Regions from separate parts of the Homo sapiens genome. Here all the other regions are linked to region 1. Evidence: chromatin contacts called from ENCODE Hi-C data. All regions are on one chromosome and are shown on one strand. The core of a region is the stretch at or near the end of the contact, and the rest is flanking DNA. Distances in the headings are between cores, read along the strand shown. Region 1 holds the start of NAA35 (N-alpha-acetyltransferase 35, NatC auxiliary subunit). Region 2 holds the start of PSAT1 (phosphoserine aminotransferase 1). Region 3 holds the start of AUH (AU RNA binding methylglutaconyl-CoA hydratase).

Region 1 (3,377 bases), core at 505-3,004:
AGGTTAACACTTAAGAAGAATTGTGTGAAAGCGAGGGGCAAAGCAATTTAAAAGAAAGAAAACAAAAAATGCAAACACCTGGGAGAACCACCTTGGTGTGTATTACGAAGAGATAAAAAAGACCTGTGACTGGAATGTAATAAGCCTGGCGGGGACAGTGGCACATAAATGAAACCTGAGTGGCAGGCAGGGACCAGATTTTATAGACCCATAGGGAAGGAGGGTGGATTTTATTCTACCTGCAACAGGAAGCCACTGGACAATCTTAAACAAGGAATGATGTGATCTGATCATACTGAAACCTCAAACATACAAAAATACTATTATCTTTTAGATTAACAAAGTGTTTTCCACAGTTAGAAATTACTGCTCTCTCTAACCTGTTAAAGCAAGAAAAATTCAATTTTAAAATACTGCCTCAACATCTGTATTTAATGCTGTATCAAATATACATTTGCTTTAAAGTTAAAATTAGAGGATACAGAATAAGTGTGGCTAACAAACTCAACAAACCACATTTACCTGTTGATTTCATCTAATGAGGTAAGTTTAGAAAGCACAATCGTCATTCTACCCCTTCCAGATGCTGAACTTCTAATCCAAAAATCAGACTCACCTCGACAAGCTTCTTCAAAATCTTGGGTAATGTCCACCCAGTTTGTATTGCTTTTCTCCATTTTTTCTGGCATACTGAGCTCCCATCCTGAATCGTCATCATCTACAGAAGCTTTCATAACCATTATGCCTGTAAAATTAATACTGATGTAAGAGAGAGGATGTAGCTTTCAGGGCAAGAGTATTTGCAGAAATGGGTGTTTGTTTCAGCATAGGATGAAGTCTTAACTAAACTCTTTAAAGCAGAACTCTTCTGAGTCTAAGGACAGTACTGCAAAGAATAACCTTAATGCAATCAAATCGCACGTCAATTAACACTCCTGCTGCTTACTATTAGCCCACCACCTACCAGGGCCCATAAACATTTTGCCTTCCTACTGTTTAAGAAGAAAAATCACAAACCATCTCACCTCTGGCCCGAAAAGAACAACTCCAGAGCTTCCAACTTTCAATAATAGCCACAAAAGACCAAGGCACTATTCAGGGTCCCCTCTCGCAGCCCAGGACCCCATGCGGCAGCTACCGAAGTCAATCAAGGTAGCCCTTCATCTGGCCAGAGCTCGCTGGGACCTCTCCCGGGCCAGAGCCGGCCCGGACCCAGGCAGAACCTCGCCGGGAGCAATGAGGAGCCGGCAGGCACCGCAGGGTCCCGCCGGCCGGGCCTAGGGCCGAGGCACACCTGAGGCGGGCACACGCTTCCCTTCCGCCCTGCCCGGGTCAGCCCAGCCCAGCCCCGGTCCCACTGGGCGCATAAGCAAGGACAGAGCTGTCGCCGCGCGGGAGGGCGGGCACGTCCGGCGCCGGGTCGTCGCCTCGGCAACACCGGGCAAGAGTGGGGCCTCGGCCGACAGCGGGCACTGGGGAGCCCGCCGCTCCTACCTGACGCGCAGCGGGAGGGCCGGGGCCGCAGGGTGACCTGGGGTCCCCAGGATCTGCCACACGCGCGGGGGGCTGCGGCTCTCGGACACACGAGCGAGAGGGTTTCAATGGCTACGCAGGGGCGGTCCCTACCTACTTCTCCCGTGGTCACCCGCGCCGCCACGCACTGTCCGGACCACGGAAATAACGACGCCGCCTCGGCCGCCGCCGCCCCCTCCCCTCTCAGCCCAGCCCGACCGGCAGCGTGCACGCATGCGTATGCCCGGGACGCGCGACCCCGCCCCCTCTCCCTTACTCCCGGGGACTTCGCGCTCCCCGGCCACACCCCCTCCCTCGCCACCGCCTCCGTTCGGCCGATGGCGGCCGCCTTCTCTTCTCGCGAGATTAGAGACGATCGCGAGACCGGAAGTTATCTTTTTTCACCCTCTGTCGGAGTCCTGGGTAGTGGGCGGTTCCCGGAAAGAGGCGGAGCCCGGAGTCTCAGAGCCCGCCCCGTCTGCGCTGCCCTCTGGGAATTTCTTAGAAAGGTGACGCGAAGGCGGAAGGAAACCGTGGAGGTTTGCGTAGACCTTAGTGGTTGCGAGCACGAACGAGCAGCCAAGCTCCGAGAGCAACAGCGTGCTACTGCTGCCTGACAACGGATTTATGTTTCCTATACAGCGCCTGGGAGTTTCGTGAGGAAACATAGATTCAAAATATCTGCAAAGTCAAGCCAGACATTTAATTTCAGATTCTTATATGTTTTAGATTTTTTTAATTTATTAATAAAATGATCAGTTTTTAAATGGGGTTACATAAATAGACGGGCGCAGGTAAGAAGCACATCTTTATCACCACCTGTTCTTTAGGATGGCCCAAAATTAAAAGATGGAAAAGATAATACCAAATGTTGGCAAGGATGCAGAGCAACTGGACCTCTGTTATGTTGGTGGTGGTAATGCAAAATGGTACAACCACTTTGGAAAACTTAACAATCTCTCCTTATAATCATATACTTATCATTCGATCCAGTAATCTACGAATTTACTTAGGAACAAAAACATATTCATACAAAGGCTTGTACGTTAATGTTCATACCAGCTTTGTTTTGCTTTGTTTTTGTTTTTGTTTGAGACAGAGTGTCACTCTTGTCGCCCCTGCTAGAGTGCAGTGACCTGATCTCGGCTCATTGCAACCTCTGCCTTTCAGGTTCAAGCAATTCTCGTGCCTCAGTCTCCCGAGTAGCTGGGATTACAGGCGCCTGCCCCCACACCAGGCTGTTTTTTGTATTTTTAGTAGAGATGGGGTTTCACCATGTTGGTCAGGCTGATCTCAAACTCCTGACCTCGTGATCTGCCCACCTCAGCCTCCCAGAGTGCTGGGATTACAGGTATGAGCCACCGTGCCTGGCCCAGCTTTGTTTTTAATCATCAAAAACTACAGACAACCCAAATGTCCATCAACTGTTGAATAAAAACAATTTGTGGCATATCCATACAATGTAATGAATGTAATTATCAATAAACAGGGATAAACTACTTGACATACAACATGAATGAATTTCAAAAATATATTGAGTAAAAGAAATCAGGCTGAGCTTGGTAGCTGGTAGCTCATGCGTGTAATCCCAACACTTTGGGAGGCTGGCAGTGGAGAGGTCGGGTTGGAGACTAGCCTGACCAATATGGTGAAATCCTGTCTCTACTAAAAATACAAAAAAATTAGCCAGGCATGGTGGCGTGCGCCTGTAATCCCAGCCACTTGGGAGGCTGAGACAGGGGAATCCCTTGAACTCAGGAGGCAGAGGTTGCTGTGACCCGAGATGGTGCCATTGCACTCCAACCTGGGCGACAGAGTAAGAAATCAAATGCAAGAGTATGATTCCCCAAGTGAGACCCCAGGCT
Region 2 (3,377 bases), core at 553-3,052, 7.6 Mb after region 1:
ACAGGTAATTAGGCTACACATCATTTCATAAGGCATTTATTTTTGTTACAATTGAATGTGTATACTTTGTCATTTTGTAAACATGTTTTTCACTGTAGGTTACAGTCAAAAGAAGTTTGAAAGCTTCTCTAATATTTACAATTCAACTAAATCAAGGAAATACATAAAAAGCAACATCTGCCTGCCCCCTCACCCTCCTGCCCCCCAGGTTACATGCAGTCCAAGGGCAAAAATCCTCCCAGAAAAATTAATAACAAATAATTGTATTACTGATGACAATTGCCATTACAATTATAGTAATAAATTAATAACGAAATACATAGGGAACAAACGTTGGGAACACTCCAAAACATGGGGGGTGCAGGAGGAGGCTACAGGAAACATCTCCACAGCTGGAGCAGGGAATCTCGCCTAAAATGAACTGTAACCACTGAGAAAAAATAAGCCCTGTCCTCTCAGCTACTGTGAGCGCTGCCCCTAGAAAAGTAAGAAGTCCTTTCCCCTTTAAAATTGGATTCTCTGTTCTTACCACAACACAGAGGAGGCTCTGTCCCAGGGAGATTTCTACTCTGCTCAACAATTGATAATTGTAAAATACTTGGCTATGCCTCATGCTGCTCCAACATATTATCAGCTCTATCCTGGTTAGAAAAATAAAAATCTAACGGCGGCGGCAGCCGCCTGACAATGGGCTCAAGGCACATCGGAGACTTTGCCTTCTTCACTGCGGGTGGGGCTGGGGACGGTGGGTTTGGCGGGGGAGGGGAGGAGCCGGGCTGGGGCCTGGGAAGGCAGAGAGTGAGTTCCACCAGCAAGATCTGATTGTGGCCCGGGAGAGAATTCAATCACTCGGTTTACTCCAGAACGAAATGAACAGGGAATTGGGTTAAGCAGCCCAAAGTCTACCAGAGTTAGAATACTCGAACGCCTTTAGGGGACAAGCAGGTTAAAAAAAGGAGGGGGGTGGGGAGAAAGGCTTTAGGAAAGGGTAGGTTCTATGGGGGACAAGGAGGGGAAAGCTGGACTGAAGGTTTTCAAATTTACATTTCTGAAAAGCAGTGTTCCTAAGTGCTGGCTAAAGCAAACACTGGTGTAAGGCGTAGGGGGGCACGCACACGCGGACCTTTAAGTTTGCAATCCCTTTCAGCTAACGTGATCCACTGCATATGCAAAACCTGTCATCGGTTCATTCCCGTTCATCACTCATTCACACTATGTCCATTCATGCATCCGCTCCACACTGCCCGGGCTCGCCGCACAGCTGCGCGAGGCGAAGGCAGAGATCAGAGCTTTTTCTTTTTCGCCCCGCCCCAGCCCCCGGACCGGCCCAGGAGATGGCACAGCCCGGGCGTCTGCAGGTGCGTGGCACCGGCGGGACAGCAGGCCCCGGCCAGCTGAGTCGTGCACTGCCTCGCACCAGCAGTCAGGGCCAGGGGCAGCTGCACGGGCACGCCTCGCCGAGCTTCCTCACCAACTGCATTCTTCCCGAAGCCCGCTTGCCGGAGCTGCTGATCCCGCTGTGCACGCTGATGCAAAGCGCCTAGGGGACTCAAGGCAGGGAGCGGGAATCCGACTGCCACACGCAGGGATGCAAACCCACCCGCGTGCGTGCTCCCGCCTGAACCTCACTCCCGGCGCCCGCTCGCGGGGACTTACTGAGTGCGGCAGCTTGGCGGGACCAGGCCCAAAGTTGACCACCTGCCTGGGGGCGTCCATGGTGCGGCGGCCAGGGCGGTGAGTCAGCCAAGGAGGACCGAACGCGTGAACGGCTGGCGTTCCTGGCCGCTGCGGTGAGAGTCTGCAGCCGGCCCCGAACCCCCGCCTTGTTCCTGCGCCGAGTCGGCGCCCCATTGGCCCGTGCTGTCGCAGGCCCTGCGCTAATTGGTTCGCGCGAAGGAGCTCACATCCCCATTGGTCGCGCTTCTGAGCCGAGTCGAAGCAGTTGCTCCTCCTCGCGTTTACTGTTTCAACCCCCATTTTTGATCAATGCAAGGAGCGCGCGAGATTGCGCCAGCCAGCCGAGCCGGCTCGGCTGCGCGCCCGCCCGAGGATTGTGGGCGGCGGGAAGAGGCTGCCCCTGCCAACCTGCCTTCGCCCCTTGAGCCCGCAATCTGGCCGGTTCCAGTCCTCCAACCCCAGAGGACCTCAGCTCCTCTCTCTTGGCTGAAAGGGCAGTTGCCGAGCAGATTTGTAGCCCCCATCCACCCACCTCTCCACCACCAGCCCCCAGTTTGGGCTGTGATGTATTTGTTCCAGAACCACCAGTCACTAATCTACCAAACTTTTCTAAGCACCCCCCACGGGCGTCAGATACCCCAGTGGAGAGAGAGGACCCCCCCAAGGTTGGAAGCGCAGGATGAAGAAGGGCCGGGGGTGGGTGGATACGGTTCTTTGTATTTGCACGTGGGTCCTGAGTTCCTGCAGGATTAAAGAACGGAGGTGGCCAAGGACGCAGGGAGGAGCGATAGCCTGGGAAGCGTGGATGCCCGCCAGGCAAGTCCTTTAAAGTCGCTGATTCTCCATTTCCTCCTTTGGGAAACGAGTGAGCTGGAAACCTGCGACAGCTCTCAGGTTGCGCCCGCGCTGACAAGCTGTGAGTTTAGAAACGTGAGGAGATATTAACAAGAACGCGATACCCATAGGGCGCTGCAGCCCAAACCAGAAGAAGGTGGCCCCTAGCCAGGCCAGGCGCAGGGCCAGAGCTGCTCAAACTTTTCCACAGAAGTGTCCTTCTCAAAAGAACTCCAGTGGAGACCCGCATGGGGTTCTGAAACAGAATACCCTCCCCCTACCCTGCAAGAAAGAAGTTCCTTTGAAGTCTGGAATTTCATCATTTTTAAACTGTGAATTTTGCATTCTCTACCATAATTTAACCTAGTTTCTTTTAATGTAAAAATATTTTCCCTGTCTGAGTAAAATTGATGCGCCAGGAATATATACAGTCCAACTGCCCCGTTTAGAGAAGGCTTGTAACTGGACAGGACTTTGGCTTTTGTTTGCTTTTCCTAATGAGAATGTGGGCGGTATGGGGCTGAGAGCAGAGGCACTGCTCTGGATCTGGGAATTGGAGGACAAAGTTTCCAGAAAAAGGCAAAATGAACAAGGCCCCTGCGTTCCTCAGCAACTTCATTAAGAAAACCGCGACATTCAAGACAGAATAAATCTCAGCCCAGAAACTCAGGCATGCAAGAAGCATCACATATCCATTATTTTACGTAAATAACTCAGTTATTATATATTAGTAGCTGCCCCTAGCAGCTTATCTACTGGAGACTAAGGGAGTCAGCCTTCATCCTTCCTGGAGTTAGTTCCTAACACCAGGGCTATACACAGTCCCATGTAGTGGGTTGGGAGAAGGGACAGCACATCCATTTGGT
Region 3 (3,377 bases), core at 639-3,138, 5.4 Mb before region 1:
AGTGACAGGGTGACTCCATGGAACTTGTGCCTGCTTGTTCTAAACTCACCAATTAGAACTTCCATGGGAAACTGCTTGGGTAACACGCTGGACCCCAACAGAGGCTTTAGCTCCACAAGTGCCCCTTCCTTGACCCCCTTCCACTGGCTGAACTCCCTGTCACCTCCAGATTTACCCTCCCTCTGGTGACCACAAGACCAAATTAGAAAGAAACCATAACAATAAAAATCACAACACCCAGCAGTCAACATGTACATCATTATCAGAAAAGAGGAAAGATACAAAGGAAGCAAAGTTTTCCTTGTAGTAAACTTCAGGAAAATTTTCCTGCATGGAACTTTACAAAAGATAGAATAAAAAGTGGGCTGTGCATGGTGGCTCACACCTGTAATCCCAGCATTCTGGGAGGTCAAGTTGGGTGGATCACTTGATGTCAGGTGTTCAAGACCAGCCTGGCCAACATAGAAACACCCATCTCTACTAAAAATACAAAAATTACCCAGGTGTGGTGGTGTGTGCCTGTGATCCCAGCTACTCAGGAGGCTGAGGTGGGAGGATCATTTGAGCCTGAGATGCAGAGGTTGCAGCGAGAGGCGATCACACCACTGCACTCCAGCCTGGCCGACAGAGCCAGAACCTGTCAAAAAATAAAAAATAAAAATAAAAATAAAAGTGCCTTCAACATCATTTTACAGCAGATGCAGTAATGGAATTCAGTCTACTTTTTGTTTCTACATTGGATAAAAGTTGAGGACATAATGAAGGATGTTTTGCTTAGGACTAAAAAATACAAGAAATTTCTGTGGCACTAGACGTATGCTCATAGCAGCACACTTTTCAAACAGTATTCTTTTTTTTTTTTTTTTTTTTTTTTGAGACAGAGTTTCACTCTTGTTGCCTGGACTGGAGTGCAATGGTGCAGTCTCAGCTCAGGGCAACCTCCGCCTCCCGGGTTCAAGCAATTCTCCTGTCTCAGCCTCCCGAGTAGCTGGGATTACAGGCGTGTGCCGCCACACCTGGCTAATTTTGTATTTTTAGTAGAGACAGGGTTTCACCACGTTGGCCCGGCTGGTCTCAAACTCCTGACCTCAGGTGATCCACCTGCCTCGGCCTCCCAAAGTGCTTGGATTACAGGCGTGAGCCACCGCCCCCTGCCCAGTATTCTTAAATGCAAGCTTTCCCATTAGAGATCTGATAAAAGCTAGGTAGCATTAATTATACTGCAACGTGCTTTGATGAGTACCTACACACTAAATTGATATCCCGAGTTTCTGGAAGAGCTACATACTCTAAATCCCATCTCAGCGTATGGCTTGTTTGAACCCCTGTAAGACTCTTTCCGTCCAGGAAGGGCCATGGGACATCGGTACGAGTGGGTGGGCTGGAGAAAGAACTCCTTTGCCTGTTTGCTGTTCTCATCCTTTTCCTGAACGCCACGTAGTAAACATCATTTATGCTTATCAGGGACGCTAAACCAACAACCTGAGATCCATAAGTAAGGCAGTGACCAACGATGGGCTGCCACACTTTCAGCCAACTTGAGGAGACAAAACTTTTTTGTTCACTTTTGCAGCTTACTTAACACAGGACCGCAGGGCATGGTCCAGGGAGTACGGGGAGATAATTCCCTCCGGGTGGTTCTTATAGAAAAGTCTTCCCTGAATTATTCCATAACCTTGGAAAACTACTTTCTTTCCTTTTGTATTGGACAAACCATCCAATCTCGCTTGGAGAATGGGGCAAGGCCTCGGGTCACCGGGCTTCGGCGGGGCAGTGAGGGGCGGGAACACGGCTCCGGAGGGCGGGGCCAAGCCGGAGCGAGGCGGCGGGTCCGGACGCCGTGCGCGTGCGCGCGGCAGGTCGGCGCCGGGCGGGGGCGGAGCGGCCGTCGCAGGTCCACGCCGTAAACAGACAACATGGCGGCCGCGGTGGCGGCGGCACCTGGGGCCTTGGGATCCCTGCATGCTGGCGGCGCCCGCCTGGTGGCCGCTTGCAGTGCGTGGCTCTGCCCGGGGTTGAGGCTGCCCGGCTCGTTGGCAGGCCGGCGAGCGGGCCCGGCGATCTGGGCCCAGGGCTGGGTACCTGCGGCCGGGGGTCCCGCCCCGAAAAGGGGCTACAGCTCTGAGATGAAGACGGAGGACGAGCTGCGGGTGCGGCACCTGGAGGAGGAGAACCGAGGTGAGGTGCGAACGCTGGGCAGGCGCGGGGCAGCGGGCGGCCGCTCGCTCTCAGGACGGGCATAAGGTGCAGCGTCCGCCGGCAGGACGCGGGGTCGAGGTCAGGCAGGCGCACCGAACCTGGGTCCCTCCCCTTTCTCACCTCCCTACTCACCCAGCGTGGCCGCTTCCTTGTGCACCTATTTCTTGCTTTTAATAACCTAAACGTGTACCCCCGAGCAGCTTACCTGTAAAGTGACCGCATTCAGCGCGGCAAACAGAAGTGCAGCTTACGCCCTCCGCTCCAGACAAGCCAAGGTCAATATATACCCTGGGGATTTAATCCTTGCTACCAGGCTTTATTGTTGCTGTGTAATGGCTTTCTGTAAACTCAGCTATTAGTGGTGGAGTTGTAAAAGCTGCGGTGAAACTGCCTTTTATTATTACGGAGAATCTTAAATTTGAAGCTGCTCAGCTGGAACAATTTTTCCTCTTGTTCATTTTCTCTTAGAAAGTTAGTCTTGAGGGACTGTTCCACTTCATTTAAACAATTTTGAGCACTTTTTATTTTCCTCAGCTCTGGCGATAAGAATGTGGATGGTATGGATCTTGCCCTTGAGCTACCTTCTACGGGAGGAGACATCATTAGCAATACAATACAGAGCTTTGAAGGCTTTGAAGGAGGCTGACAATCCTAGGGAATACTGTTACAGCTCAGTTCCTTTCACTGGCAGTGCAGGGAAAAGCTAAAAGGGTCGTGAAGGGTGGAATAGCAGTTTCCACCCTTAACCTCCGGGTTAAGCCAGAGGACCAGTGTTTTAATTTTGACATGCATTTGTTGAGCACCTATAATCTGTTAAGCAGAAGTGAAAAGCGTGTAAGTCGTGATTGGTTTTAGTGTAGTGAAGCAGATCCTGGTTATTAGTAGGCTGTGTGAACTTTCAAGGCATGGTAAGAGGAAAGGGCTGTAATACCTGCAGGGTTTCGCCATTTGAAAGGGGTTCCAAGGCATTCTTTAATAGGCAGTGGATTTTGCCATTTGTGAGGGTTCTTGGGCAGACTTATCTCACGTGTAAAACAGGAAAAACAATACCAACTTTATAGGTTTGTTATGAAGATGAGATGAGATTGTTAATGTAAATTGCCACTAGCACGTAGCAGTGCTTCAGGAGTGTGATGAATGACTTTATTCCTTACTTATTATTCCAGACAGAGACAAGA

What was found. Hi-C counts contacts between places; a loop is a spot of excess contacts on that map. Pooled maps may share reads with other maps.
Region 2: a pooled map shows a loop between it and region 1 (14-fold over the local background). The contact joins the promoter of PSAT1 here to the promoter of NAA35 in region 1. A Hi-C loop is called at or near these places in 7 of 50 pooled maps.
Region 3: a pooled map shows a loop between it and region 1 (6-fold over the local background). The contact joins the promoter of AUH here to the promoter of NAA35 in region 1. A Hi-C loop is called at or near these places in 4 of 50 pooled maps.

Annotation. Positions count from the first base shown.
Region 1 is chr9:85,939,523-85,942,899 of GRCh38, reverse strand. NAA35 (N-alpha-acetyltransferase 35, NatC auxiliary subunit) reads right to left here and starts at 1,754. Exons shown (of 23, transcript NM_024635.4): 1 at 1,627-1,754; 2 at 617-745. The coding sequence starts at 740. RefSeq lists a silencer at 1,171-1,850.
Region 2 is chr9:78,295,550-78,298,926 of GRCh38, reverse strand. PSAT1 (phosphoserine aminotransferase 1) reads right to left here and starts at 1,802. Exons shown (of 9, transcript NM_058179.4): 1 at 1,657-1,802. The coding sequence starts at 1,716. RefSeq lists a silencer at 1,197-1,436 and enhancers at 1,389-1,972, 1,973-2,556, 2,447-2,716.
Region 3 is chr9:91,360,429-91,363,805 of GRCh38, reverse strand. AUH (AU RNA binding methylglutaconyl-CoA hydratase) reads left to right here and starts at 1,888. Exons shown (of 10, transcript NM_001698.3): 1 at 1,888-2,178. The coding sequence starts at 1,917. RefSeq lists a silencer at 1,718-2,157.